Linked DNA regions of Homo sapiens: regions 1, 2 and 3 are each linked to region 4. Evidence: chromatin contacts called from ENCODE Hi-C or POLR2A ChIA-PET data. All regions are on one chromosome and are shown on one strand. The core of a region is the stretch at or near the end of the contact, and the rest is flanking DNA. Distances in the headings are between cores, read along the strand shown.

What was found. Hi-C counts contacts between places; a loop is a spot of excess contacts on that map. ChIA-PET counts read pairs that join two places held with the same protein, here RNA polymerase II (POLR2A). Pooled maps may share reads with other maps.
Region 1: a loop to region 4 is called in a map of CD8-positive, alpha-beta T cell, with 14 times the contacts of the local background. The contact joins the promoter of PARP11 here to the promoter of ITFG2 in region 4. A Hi-C loop is called at or near these places in 2 of 168 maps with a recorded cell type or tissue (CD8-positive, alpha-beta T cell and naive thymus-derived CD4-positive, alpha-beta T cell), 2 of 37 single-sample maps with no recorded cell type and 14 of 50 pooled maps.
Region 2: a map of naive thymus-derived CD4-positive, alpha-beta T cell shows a loop between it and region 4 (7-fold over the local background). The contact joins the promoter of FBXL14 here to the promoter of ITFG2 in region 4. A Hi-C loop is called at or near these places in 1 of 168 maps with a recorded cell type or tissue (naive thymus-derived CD4-positive, alpha-beta T cell) and 8 of 50 pooled maps. POLR2A ChIA-PET finds 5 or more read pairs at or near these places in 1 of 52 experiments (WTC11).
Region 3: a pooled map shows a loop between it and region 4 (20-fold over the local background). The contact joins the promoter of FERRY3 here to the promoter of ITFG2 in region 4. A Hi-C loop is called at or near these places in 13 of 50 pooled maps.

What each region holds. Positions count from the first base shown.
Region 1 is chr12:3,871,908-3,875,085 of GRCh38, reverse strand. It overlaps PARP11 (poly(ADP-ribose) polymerase family member 11), which reads left to right and starts at 1,687. Exons shown (of 8, transcript NM_020367.6): 1 at 1,687-1,874. The coding sequence starts at 1,857. It overlaps PARP11-AS1 (PARP11 antisense RNA 1), which reads right to left. Exons shown (of 2, transcript NR_183432.1): 1 at 3,130-3,178. RefSeq lists enhancers at 198-717, 718-1,238 and a silencer at 1,910-2,019.
Region 2 is chr12:1,593,252-1,596,299 of GRCh38, reverse strand. It overlaps FBXL14 (F-box and leucine rich repeat protein 14), which reads left to right and starts at 1,719. Exons shown (of 2, transcript NM_152441.3): 1 at 1,719-3,048. The coding sequence starts at 2,234. RefSeq lists enhancers at 1,015-1,084, 2,455-2,644 and a silencer at 1,345-2,214.
Region 3 is chr12:4,536,711-4,539,993 of GRCh38, reverse strand. FERRY3 (FERRY endosomal RAB5 effector complex subunit 3) reads left to right here and starts at 1,525. Exons shown (of 14, transcript NM_020374.4): 1 at 1,525-1,585. RAD51AP1 (RAD51 associated protein 1) reads right to left here and starts at 1,104. Exons shown (of 9, transcript NM_006479.5): 1 at 1,038-1,104. The coding sequence starts at 1,054. RefSeq lists enhancers at 672-1,280, 1,281-1,890 and a silencer at 1,496-1,545.
Region 4 is chr12:2,810,574-2,813,917 of GRCh38, reverse strand. ITFG2 (integrin alpha FG-GAP repeat containing 2) reads right to left here and starts at 1,250. Exons shown (of 12, transcript NM_018463.4): 1 at 1,062-1,250. The coding sequence starts at 1,157. ITFG2-AS1 (ITFG2 antisense RNA 1) reads left to right here and starts at 994. Exons shown (of 4, transcript NR_146317.1): 1 at 994-1,356. RefSeq lists enhancers at 974-1,223, 954-1,703 and a silencer at 1,334-1,423.

The DNA of each region.
Region 1 (3,178 bases), core at 438-2,937, 1.1 Mb before region 4:
CAGAAAACAAGTATTTCTGAATGGAAAGACCCATGATATTGAAAATTTTGAAAAAGAAGAGAATTAGGAGAGGTTCCTTTATGAAAAGGCAAATATATTAAATATGTAATGATTATAACTGTGGCATATTTTAGGAATAAGCAGATAATTAATAGAGGAGAATGTTCAGAAACAGATATATACGTGTATGTATACCTATGTATATGTATATGCAAATTTAGGTTGTAATTAACAGTGGCACTTCAAAGTAGTGAGGAAAGAATATTCACTAAATGACATGGGGGCAACTGGTCAACCATTTGGCAAAAATAATCTCTTAGTAAACTATTTTATTTCCAGGAATTAATTCCAAGAAGTAAATGGACAAATGTGAAGAAATGCCTGTTGAAGGATTTTTTTGGGATAGTGAAAAATAGAAAACCACTCAAACGTCTATTCAGTAGATTATTTCAAATGTGTGTGTCTATTTGTGTGTACGTAGTATACGCATAAGTTATGGAATGCCATGAGTCTACTTTAAAATATGGCCGGGTGCAAGATGGCTCACACCTGTAATCCCAGCACTTTGGGAGGCCAAGGCAGGTGGATCACCTGGGGTCAGGAGTTCGAGACTGGCCTGGCCAACATGGCGAAAACCTGTCTCTACTAAAAATACAAAAATTCGCGGGACGTGGTGGCGCACATCTGTAATCCCAGCTACTCAGGAGCCTGAGGCACGGGAATCGCTTGAACTCGGGAGGCGGAGGTTGCAGTGAGCCAAAATGGCGCCACTGCGCTCCAGCCTGGGCGACAGAGCGAGGTTCTGCCTAAATAAATAAATAAAATGATGAAACAGATTTAAACTTAATGGAATGGAAGGATAGCCACATAATCTTTAAAGTGAAAAAAAAATCAGGTTCTAAATCTATAGGTATTCTTTGATTACATTTTTTTCAATGTGTAGAGGCATAGAAAAGTCCAGAAGGATCTATAATGAGCTGTTTAATTTTCATTTCCTATGGGGTAGATCCTTTGTTGCATGGAAGATTATTTCACTCTGTTAGCTCTCTTTACATCAGTAGGAATACATCCTCATGGTTTTAAACATCTTGAGGGAGCTTTCCTGACACTCTACTCTAGGTAAATATGCTCGCATAGCACTCTCTATTCACCATATTACCTATAAATCATATTGCACTTTTTAACTTTTCTAAACTACTTTTTGCTTTCTTTTCTAGATTATAAAATCTTGAGGGCAGGGATAGTATGTAAAGGTTCCCTTGTGAGCAAATAACCGTCACTTATTGAACTCTGTGTGCCAAATACTGTGCTAAATGCTTTCAATAATCTCACTCATAGGGAGATATTACTACCATCTCCATTTTGAGGATGAAGATATTGAAAGATTATGAAGTTTCTCCCAAATGCCATTGCCAGGCCTGTGTGACTCTTGGTCGTTACACGGTGATCAATAAAAATTTGTTTCATAGGAAAGAAATACAGCCAGCCGTGGCTTTAAGATCACTGGGTGATACAGTTGGACCAGAAACCCTTTAAACTCCTTCGTCAGACACAGACTCGCAAGCCCCGCCCAGGACGACCGCCCGCGCGCGTATGGATAAGCGTGCAGGGGCGGGGCGAGCTTGTAGGAGTGGGGCGGAGACAGATCTGACTGGCCAACGTCGGGCGGAAGTCGGGAGGTTGGGTGGTCTGTAAACGCTGGCTTGTGACAGGGAGGGGGAGGAGGAAGGCCTTCGTAAAGGTTGCATCTCCGTCCCTTCGCTCCCGGGGACCCGCGGGAAAAAAAAAAATCCAACACCCAGGCCCCGCGGCTAGCCCCTTCCCACAGGCTCTCTCCGCTCGATTTTGTCACCGTTATGTGGGAAGCGAATCCAGTGAGTAGCCGGGCGGGACGGGGCGGGCCCAGGGGGCGGGGTTGATGAGAGAGGGGCGGGAGGGGGTCACCGGAACTGCTTCCCCGCGCTCGCTTCAGTCTGGGTGTTGAGTTCCGGGACCGGAGTTCCCGGGCCTTTTGGCTTCTGTAGTCTGTACCTTTTTAAGCAGTGGAAGTGCCTGGGTGGATTCTCCAATGCTTTATTGTTTTCTTGTTACAATTATTTATTTTACTTCCCGTGATGTTTCAGCCTCATCCCTTCACCATTTGTTGTTGTTGTTGTTTTTGAGACGGAGTCTCGCACTGTTGTCCAGGCTGGAGTGCAGTGGCGTGATCTCGGCCCACCGCAACCTCCGTCTCCCGGGTTAAAGCGATTGTCGTGCCTCAGCCTCCCGACTGCCTTCACTGTTTTTTGAAACTTTGTGTTTTGCTTTCTAATTGGAGTAACTGGCCTTGGAACCTGTAGTCAGTCATTTGCCTCAGGTTTACCTGCCAGTCCCACCAGTCTAAAGCAAGGGAATTGGGACCCCCTTGTCTTGAATGGGCCTAAGAGGAGCCATCAGTTCTCCTTTTCCCTTCTTGGTGGACAGTCGTTTAAAACTTGGAGTATGGACTGTATGTTCTTAGATGTTTTCGTTCGGTGGACAAAGTGATCTGGAGCATTTCAACTGCAAGTCTGCCTTCTTCCTTGGCTGACTCTGGTATTTTCATTATGACTTCATGTGTCTTTGTCTACTTTGCTTTTATACATTTATTTATTTAAAGTGCAACGTAGGGGCCGAAAACTTTAGTACCTTTCCTCACCACCCATTGTAAGGATCACAGCCACCACTCCTTAAAACAGAAGATAGGTTAACAAGGTAAAAGCAGAGCAAATCTAATCAAAGTTTTACACCACCAGGCACTTCAGAGACCAGGGAGATCTCTATTTTTATGCGTAGGACCCATGAAGAATAGACAACTGTGTAAAAATGTGACTGGACAAAGGATATACTCTAATGTTAATAAACTGAGGAAGGAAGCCCAGCAAGGTCTGTTTGTTCAGATTCTTCTTGGCCTCTCTGTGTATCATTTCTTCCTCCTACGGAGGAGGAAGGTCCCTTCTGGAATGAGGGTCTTAGCGACCTACTATCAGGCAAGGTAGATTAGAGAATTTCTTTATGGCCAGTTCCTATAGACAATGGCAGGGAAAGCTTAATAGTTCCAGTTTTTATGGCTTGCTTTGTAGGAGAGGGATCCTAGTTTCTATCACTCACCTTGGGGAAGAATTCTGGTTTCTGTGACTCACTTCTGGGACGAAAGATG
Region 2 (3,048 bases), core at 470-2,969, 1.2 Mb after region 4:
AGGAGAAGAGTGAAGCCCAGGCATACCCCAGAATCGTGACACTTACTGCCACCGTACATCTGGATGTACTGGATGACTAACAGTACAGTCTATTTTTTCAAGAAGGTTATAAAAATCTATGGGCTCCACACTGCGTGTAATGTGGGTGAGGTAACAAGCTGGCGAGAATTTTTGCTTCTGCATTTCCTGATTTAGGAAAGAGGAGTGGTAGGGGTGTAAAAGGTGTATTATGCCTATTACTGAATCTGTATGTATTTGGTCTAATAGTGGTTGCTTGGGCAAAAGTTACTCTCCTACACTGAATATGGAACCCCTTCCAAATCTTGTTCAGGTCCTCAAAGAATCAATGAAACCATTTTCCCTTTCTGATAAATCCGCTGGTCTTGTATCTAGTTGTGTGGATCCATAAATTAAAATACAGAGGATCATTTTCTCTGATCCAAAAATTCTTGGTTTGGGGGTAGTTAAAATGAAACTTCTGAAATTCTATCCTTAGTACGGACATTTAGGACCCAGGGGCTACATCCTAGAATGGAATTGTGCCCTGCTTCCATAAAACGGTTGATAAACCAACAGACACGACTGGATTGTCTTAAACCAAGTTCAACTGTCATTCCATTTTAATCAAAAAGTAAATTGGATTCAGCATATACGAATATATTGACTATCAGTACAACTGAGCCATACAACTGATAGTCTAAGGCTGATGACAAGGAGAAAGCTCCTAAAACAAGGCTTAGGGGAAGGCTGTTCCCCTGTAAGCAAAGCGGACTGAGGGCATTGGTGGCGCAGCAGCGTTCAGAAGTAGAGGGAAGTTTTGATGTATCAAGTACCGAGGGAAACACACACAGCGTGTCTGGAAACCATCAGAAGATGCTAGAAGGAAGTAGTCATGGATAATTCTAGAAATTTCTAGAACACCGACTGGAGGGGGTCATTGTTTAAGATGAGTACAGCCGAGTTTCTCTCCAATTTAAGACACAAGACTGGAGAGAAAGGCGTCGTAGTAAACAGCCCCAACCGGGGGAGCAGGGGGTGTGATAATGAGGCGTTAAGGGGCATTAGGGACAGTAAGAAAAGGAGAGTTGGGGTGACGATTATTGAGCACTGCTATAGGAGGCGGCTCTCGCAGGGATAATCAAGGGAGAGGGGTGTGAAATAAGGGTAACGAATTGCAGGGGTAAACTGTGGGAAGGGGCTGCGCAGACTTCAACAGCAAAGAAAAAGAAGGAACGGGGCTGGGGCGTGGCCCAGAGAGGGAACGGCTCAATAACGGGCTACCGGGTGAAAAGAAGCCGGGTGGGGAGGCGCTCTGCTGACAGCTGCCGCTCCCCCGTGGCGCCCACAGGGTTAAAAATCAGGGGCCACGGGACCAGGCCGAACTCGGTTTCCAGGGCAACGGCTCCACAGTTCCGGCAGCGCAGGCCCGTACCATTGCGCGGGCGCGGGGGAGCGGGAGCGGCGGAGGGGACGCGCTGCAGGGCGGCGGAGCCGGGGCCGGCCCGGGCGCTACCAAACGCACGGCCCGCCTGCTCGCCCGGGGTCTGCGCCGAGCCGCGCTCCGGCCGGACGGCCGCGGCGTCCTTGGTGCGGGGGCCGGCAGCTCCCAAGTGGCCGCGGACGGCGGGGGAGAAGGAACGCACGCCGCCGGCCGGGATTGGCCTCCTGGTCCCCCCGCCTGGGCGGCGGAGTGCGGGCGGCCCGGGGCTGGGAGGTTTGAAAAGCGGGCGAGAGACAAAGGCAGCAGGAAGCCTCCTCCGCGCCCGGAGCCCGTGCGCCCGGCCCCCGGGGCCCCCTCGCCGCCCGCCGGCCCGCGGAGCAGCGGCGGCGGCAGGAGGCGGAGGATGCGGCAGGGGGCGTGGGCGCGGCGGCGCGGGCGGAGCGGCGCGGCCCGGGCGCGGCGTGGGTAGAGCCGAGGCGGCGGCGGCGGCCGGCCTCCGGGAGCGAGAGCGAGGCGCCTTCCCCGCCCGGGATGTGAGCGCCGTGCGGAGCCCGGGGCGGGGGAGGGCCGGGCCGGAGGCGCAGCCGGCAGGAAGGAAGGACGGACGGACCAGGAGGAGGAGCGGCGGCGGCGGCCGGAGCCGGAAGGCGGGGAGGGGCCGGCCGTTGGGCCCGAGGCGGCGGCGGCGGCGGCGGCGGCGGCTGGGGAGAAGCGCTCTCGTCGCCTGCCCGAGGCCGGAGCGGCGGGGCCCGCGCCTCCTCCCCCCAGCGCCGCGGAGGGGGGAGGAGGAAGATGGAGACCCACATCTCATGCCTGTTCCCGGAGCTGCTGGCCATGATCTTCGGCTACCTGGACGTCCGGGACAAGGGGCGCGCGGCGCAGGTGTGCACCGCCTGGCGGGACGCCGCCTACCACAAGTCGGTGTGGCGGGGGGTGGAGGCCAAGCTGCACCTGCGCCGGGCCAACCCGTCGCTGTTCCCCAGCCTGCAGGCCCGGGGCATCCGCCGGGTGCAGATCCTGAGCCTCCGCCGCAGCCTCAGCTACGTGATCCAGGGCATGGCCAACATCGAGAGCCTCAACCTCAGCGGCTGCTACAACCTCACCGACAACGGGCTGGGCCACGCGTTTGTGCAGGAGATCGGCTCCCTGCGCGCTCTCAACCTGAGCCTCTGCAAGCAGATCACTGACAGCAGCCTGGGCCGCATAGCCCAGTACCTCAAGGGCCTGGAGGTGCTGGAGCTGGGAGGTTGCAGCAACATCACCAACACTGGCCTTCTGCTCATCGCCTGGGGTCTGCAGCGCCTCAAGAGCCTTAACCTCCGCAGCTGCCGCCACCTTTCGGATGTGGGCATCGGGCACCTGGCCGGCATGACGCGCAGCGCGGCGGAGGGCTGCCTGGGCCTGGAGCAGCTCACGCTACAGGACTGCCAGAAGCTCACAGATCTTTCTCTAAAGCACATCTCCCGAGGGCTGACGGGCCTGAGGCTCCTCAACCTCAGCTTCTGTGGGGGAATCTCGGACGCTGGCCTCCTGCACCTGTCGCACATGGGCAGCCTGCGCAGCCTCAACCTGCGCTCCTGTGACAACATCAGTGACACGGGCATCAT
Region 3 (3,283 bases), core at 276-2,775, 1.7 Mb before region 4:
TAATACCTGATTTTCCTGCTCCCGTTCTGGTCACCCTATCCATCATTTATTCTCCACCAACAGCCAGTGACCTTTATAAAAGCAAACTTAGATTCCTCTCCCCTACTTAAAACCCTCCACTGACTTCCCATTGACTTAAAATAAAACCTAAACTCCTTTCTAAGACTTACAAGACCCTATCTGTTCTGGCACCTGCCTATTTCTCTGGCCTAATCCCCCTACGATTCTCCCCACTGCTTGTTAATCCTATAGCATTAGACTGTCCCTAAAATATGGTCAAGTATGGGGCCTTGGCTCCTATTCCCTCTACCCTGATTCATGACTCAGTGCATGCATTATCGCCTCAGAGTCACATATTAACTACTATATTTAAAGTAGTGCTTTCCTCTTTCGCACTCTCATATTTCGAGGCTTATTTTCGGCCCCCTAACCTCACCTCCCACTGGAATGTAACCTCCAGCACCTCGTACACTAAAGAAGTGAATATATTCAATAACTTTATTAAATGAATGGCTAACTATAGGCTTCCATGGCACTCAACTGTGTAAATAGAAGAATCGTTTCTAATACCACGATGGAAAGCACAGAGGATCTTGAGTGAGATGACTTAGGTTTGAGTATTGCCCTGCCACTTACTGGGCTGTATGACTCAGATAACTTACCCTCTATACGTAGAAATGTTAAATCAATACAACAGGAATGCTTACTCTTTCTATATCAAATAACTACAGTGATAAACAAATAAAATAACACATAATTGGGCGCTCGGTGAAATGTAAAGCGCTGTTCAAACGCTAACAAGGTCTTGGTAAAAGAAACGGCGACGGTTGTGAAGGGAGGCAAAGAGAAGGAAAAAGCTACGATGCTAGGATACTTCTGAGCAACGGGTGGCTCTCACTGGAGACTGGGTTCTTGATAACCGTCCATCCTAACCCCACCATCGCTGCCCTCCGGTCTTACTCGATCCTTTCCCCTTAGTCTCATGTCTTTTCCCTTAGTTTTCCTCCCACCCCCGACGAATGTCAGGAACTACCCACCTCACAGGCCGCACCATGGTCCCTTTCAAGGCTTGGTATTTACAGTTCTCAAATTCTTGTTGGCTTCAGCGGCGGTTTCAATTCCCGCCCAAAACCAGACTTCGGAGCCCTCCGCCCCCTGTTACCAGTCGTCCAATCATCACCAGCCATGCTTGCGGCGGCGCACGCGCTGTGGGGAAAGCGAATTTGCTCCCGCCCTCCCCAAGGCACCGCTTTTCCGTATCCGGTCCACCAGAGCCGAGTTTGTGCTTTGTCCCTGCACTTTCGTCACAACGGCGGATTTGCCCTGTCTCTGAAATACAGAATAACAATAGAAATACACCTTATTGCACCTTTCAAATTGTTAAATTGAAACAGGTTGGGACATAGGGGCACTTGGACTGAGAAATTTTCTACAAGATGCCAGGAAATAGAAAAGGATGTGGCGAATCTACGTTCGCGGATCCGCGGTGTGGAAAAAGTATGTCGGCAAGTCAGCTGGTTTCCCAGTGCAGGACGCGCTGACAGCTCGAGTGAGCGGACTGCCCAGGACTTCGGAACTAGACGAGGTGAGCCCAGAACCGAGTGAGGATGCCCTTTCAGACTGACAACCGTTACAGAGGGATTAGTCCCCTCACCCGGCTGAAGTTTCTCAGCTCGACCGTCTGTCTTCCTTTTCCCTGATTAATGTGAGCCTCAGAGCCTCCGCTCTGTTGGCTGTGTGTGTTCGGTCCAGACCTTCCATCCCATTTTCTTATGGGAAACCTTCCTGGATTTCACGGTTGCTAAAACTGAACCCAGGCTTCAGGATAGACCATTAGTCTAAAAAAAGAGCGAGAGGAGAAAGAACTAAAGTTATCAGTTTCTTGAAACACAAGTCTAAATGTTGAACCAGAGCTTTTGTGTCTGCCTTCTCTTTTTTTTTTCAACATTCCTGATTCATTCATATTTTTGCATTTATCAGTGGTTGATTCTTTTTTATTGCTGTGTAGTATTTATCTCATAAAATAAACAAGTTTACTATTCTCCTACTAATACGCATTTTGGTTGTTTCCAGTTTGGGGTATTATAAATAAAACTTATATGAGCATTCTTCTGGGTGTACTTTAGCGAACATATGCGTGTGTGTGTATTTGGATATATACTTAGGAATGAAATTTCTACATCATAGAATATACCTTTATGTAGTTTTGGTAGTTTTCTAACATTATAAAAATTTGTATTGCTTTACGTTTAATTTTAATTCTTTCTGAGTAAAACAAATACCCTATCTCTTTGCATTATGGTGAAATAGACGAAGATTTTTGTGTATAGCCTACATACAGATTTGAAAATATAGTCTGGATAATTCAACTTAGCCCCGCCCCACGACATGTACAAAAGTCCTTTGAGTTTTTTTTATATTTCAGGTGATATCTTTTTAAATAACCGTATGAATAATTTTTTGTTCTTTATTTTTCCAGTGAGCACCATAAAATAAAAACGCCATACAATCCAACAATTATTTATTAGTTCTTGCCATTCGCAACATCCTGCCTAATACATGGAATACAAGACAGTATTCCTTCCACTTCAAGAAGACTGTTTTCTAGCCAAGAGTAAGAAATAGAGCGTGATAAGTGCCATGATTCAAATAAGTCTAGGCTAATATGAGAGCCTGTCGGGACCCAATCCAGTTTTAGGGAGTTGGATAAGTCTTCCTAGAGGCTTAACTGAGACCTGAAGAATTAGCAATTGTTATCCAATGAAATTAAGATCAGTAAGAGTGCTCTAGGCAAAGGAAAAGGCATTCAAAAAGATTCGGCATGGAAGGAGAAGTTTGGTGTTGACAGAAGTTCAGAATGGCTGGAAAATAAAATTTGTGAATTTGTGTATTAGGAAGGAGAGGTGCAGTTTCTGAGAGAAGAGTGGAAATATAAGCAGGGGTGTTGTAAACTGGGATAAAGAGTTTGCATTTTATCCTGAGAGCAATGGAATGTCATAGAAAGTTTTTAAGCGGATGAACAACATGATCAGATAAGTATATTCCTTTTTTAAAAAGGAAGATTACTATAACTTCAGTGTAGAAAATAATGTAAGAACTGATTTGATGGGAGAAAGCCTAGCCATAGGAAGTCCAGTTACAAGGCTGATGAATAAATAAATCTTTAATTGATGTTGATTCTTACTGCCTTTAACTAGATTTTCTTCTTCCTTAGTAGTGTCTAGTTTGCCTTTGGGGTGTGGGCCGGAAGTGGAGGTCCTGTACTCTCTCTTTTCTGTGTATC
Region 4 (3,344 bases), core at 1-2,500:
CATAAAATTGGACTGCTTGGCAGTTCATGAAGAAACACGAAAGCCCAGAAAACATAACACAAATTTATGAGAATAACTCTTTCCTCCCCAGAGAGGGTAGAGCCAAAAAAGGCCTCATAAGATACCTTCTGCATCACAGCACTAGGGGGCGGTGGGAAATAAGTACAGGACAGTTAAGGAACTGTGAAGCAGGGAGGCCGAGTAGGAAGATAGGGCAGAGGGTAGAAGGGGGCAATACAGTGCTTTGCATTAGAACTATGAAATAGATGATAAATGAAAAGATAAAGTCTGCAAAAAAAAGAGCATCAGACACTATTCCCTTTAATGCTCCACCGGAGAATCCTCTCCATACTTTAGTCAATGCATCTCATTACATTTTATTATCCGGTGACTATTACACAGCTTGATTATGAGCTATCTGAGGACTGGAACTCTCTCGTTCATTTTTGAATTCCTAGAATGTAGCAGAGTCCTTGGTGCATAATGAGCAGTTCAGTAAAGATTTGCAGAAAAACAGAATAAAATACTAACACCACCACCACCACCACTAACACTTAAGTGAGCACTAAACTGTGTGCCAGGCATTGTTTTACCTGCTTGACCTGTGGTAATTTATTTAAAAAACGAGAAGGGCTGGGCACGATGGCTCAGGCCTGTAGTCCCAGCACTTTGGGCCAACATGGTGAAACCCCACCTCTACTAAAAACACAAAAATTAGTCGGGCGTGGTGGCGGGCGCCTGTAATCCCAGCCCCTTGGGAGGCTGAGGTAGGAGAATCGCTCGAGCCCGGGAGGCAGAGGTTGCGGTGAGCCGAAATCAAGCCACTGCACTCCAGCCTGGGTGACAGACGGAGCCTGTCTCAAAAAACAAACAAAACCTCCCAAGGAACAAAACCAACCACGAACACTGAAGCTATCAATAAAGTTTTTCTCTCTAGCGCTCCAAACTAGCCACAGCGCGCATGCTCACGCTCACGTGGCACGCTCGGGCGGCCTCTTCCACTTCCCTTGCCCCGTCCCTGCACAGATCCAGGCTGTCTCTTGCGGTGCGCATGCACCTACCGTATCGTTATCAACGTCTCCGAGGCAGATTGCGTGCGGGAAGAGGCTCCCGCTGAACTCCAGCGCCACGCGCTGCACGTAGCTAACTGACCTCATGGCACCTCCAAGAGCAGAGGGAGCGGAGAGGCCCAGTAAATATTCCCTGAACCCCCGTCGCGACAGCCGCCAGAGCGGAAGGCCACCTAAGGCAGCAAGTTACGTCACTGCCTGAACCTCCAATCTCTGCCTCTTCCTCCTTTAACCTTACAGAGGAGGCGGGTCTTCCGGGCTTGGAGGCGGGCTTCCCAACTCTGATGTGAGTGACAGGCCCACGGGCCACTCCTTTTCTCCACAGGGCTGCAGACCGTGGGTAAACCAACCCTGACGGGGGTCGATCTGTTCCCTTGGCAACAGGGCTCCCAAGGGCTTGACCTAATAACCTTGACCTTTTTCCTTTGTTTCCCTGGCAATGAAGATTCCTAGCCATCAGACCATTCCTGAGAATCTTACTAATCTTCGTAATAACTGATAATTGCATGGTTTTGAAAAGTGTTTTTAAAAAACTACCCATTAGGAGTGAAAACAATGTAGTGAGTTGCAATCAGCATATAAAAAATTAAATACAATAGTAATATACCAAGTGACTCCCAGGTAGTAAGGTAAGTACAGTTTTTGTGAAACTCTTGTTTCAATTGTATATACTTATATGTGTATACTGGCTTATAATGTAAAAAAAATTTTTTTTTTCAGTGTATGTGTTTTCTGGTCAATAGTTTAAAAGCCACCTGCTGCAAAGCACATTTCACATATTTCACATAATTAGTTCAGCCACTATGCGAGCTTTTTTTTTTTTTGGCTGAGGAAAACAGGTTCAGCAAGATTAAGTAAAATGGCAGAAGGAAGGATTGTGGGGCGGGGTGCGTGCTCAAACCAGAATTGTTTGATCCCAAACCCTAGGGCCTCTCCATCATTTACTATCATAGTTCGTAGGAGAGTCTTCAGGCTGGAAGTGAAGGTTGCCTGGATTCCGGATCTGCTCTGTCTTGTGGCCCCCCAGCACAAAGCTCTTGCATCTCAACCTCAGTAGCCTTACTCTTGTAGCACAGATGGGACTGTCACTCTCATGGCTGGCTTCTTGGGATACTTTCTTTCCATGTTGAATCCAGTTCTGCCTTTCTTTGGGGTGCCTCGTCAATCAGGGCAATATTTATGAAATCATACAGGTGTTCAATACATTTTTAGATTTAGGTCTAAAAACCCAGGCTGACTCGCACTTGGTGTTTCAAAAAAAAAAAAAAAATGATTCTACCTTATCTGGGATTTTGGACCAGGGGCTGTTCCTTTTTATCTTTTTTTTTTTTATTTTTATTTTTATTTTTTTTTGAGACAGAGTCTCGCTCTGTTGCCCAGGCTGTAGTGCAGTGGCGCAATCTCGGCTCACTGCAACCTCTGCCTCCCAGGTTCAAGCAGTTCTCCTGCCTCAGCCTCCCGAGTAGCTGAGACTACAGGCGAGCGCCACCACGCCCAGCTAATTTTTAATTTAATTTAATTTAATTTTTTTTTTTTTTGAGACGGAGTCTCGCTCTGTCACCCAGGCTGGAGTGCAGTGGTGCGATCTCGGCTCGCTGCAAGCTCCGCCTCCCGGGCTCAAGCCATTCTCCTGCCTCAGCCTCCGGAGTAGCTGGGACTACAAGCGCCCGCTACCACTCAAGGAGAATTTTTTGTATTTTTAGTAGAGACGGCGTTTCACCGTGTTAGCCAGGATGGTCTCGATCTCCTGACCTCGTGATCCACCCGCCTCGGCCTTCCAAAGTGCTGGGATTACAGGCATGAGCCACCGGCGCCCGGCCGCCCAGCTAATTTTTGTACTTTTAGTAGAGACGGGGTTTCACCATGTTGGCCAGAATGGTCTTGATCTCTTGACCTCTTGATCTGCCCGCCTCGGCCTCCCAAAGTGCTGGAATTACAGGCGTGAGCCACTGCGCCCGGCCCCTTTTTTCTTTTTCTTTCTTTTTTTTCTTTGAGAGTCTTGCTCTGGAGTGCAGTGGTGCGATCTGGGCTCATTGCAACCTCCGCCTCCCAGGCTCGAGATCTTGTGTCTCAGCCTCCCAGGTAGGTGGGATTACAAGCGTGAGCCACCATGCCCGGCTTGTCCCTACTTTCTATGTCTGTACATAGTGGGAGGAGGCTGGAGGGCAAGACCTTTTCTTGGGGGAAGGGGGTGGCAGATTTTTTCCTAGATGTCCCAGTGGATCTGACAGCCAGGTAAGAAAGAACAGCAGGTCAGAACAGTAAACTGGAGGA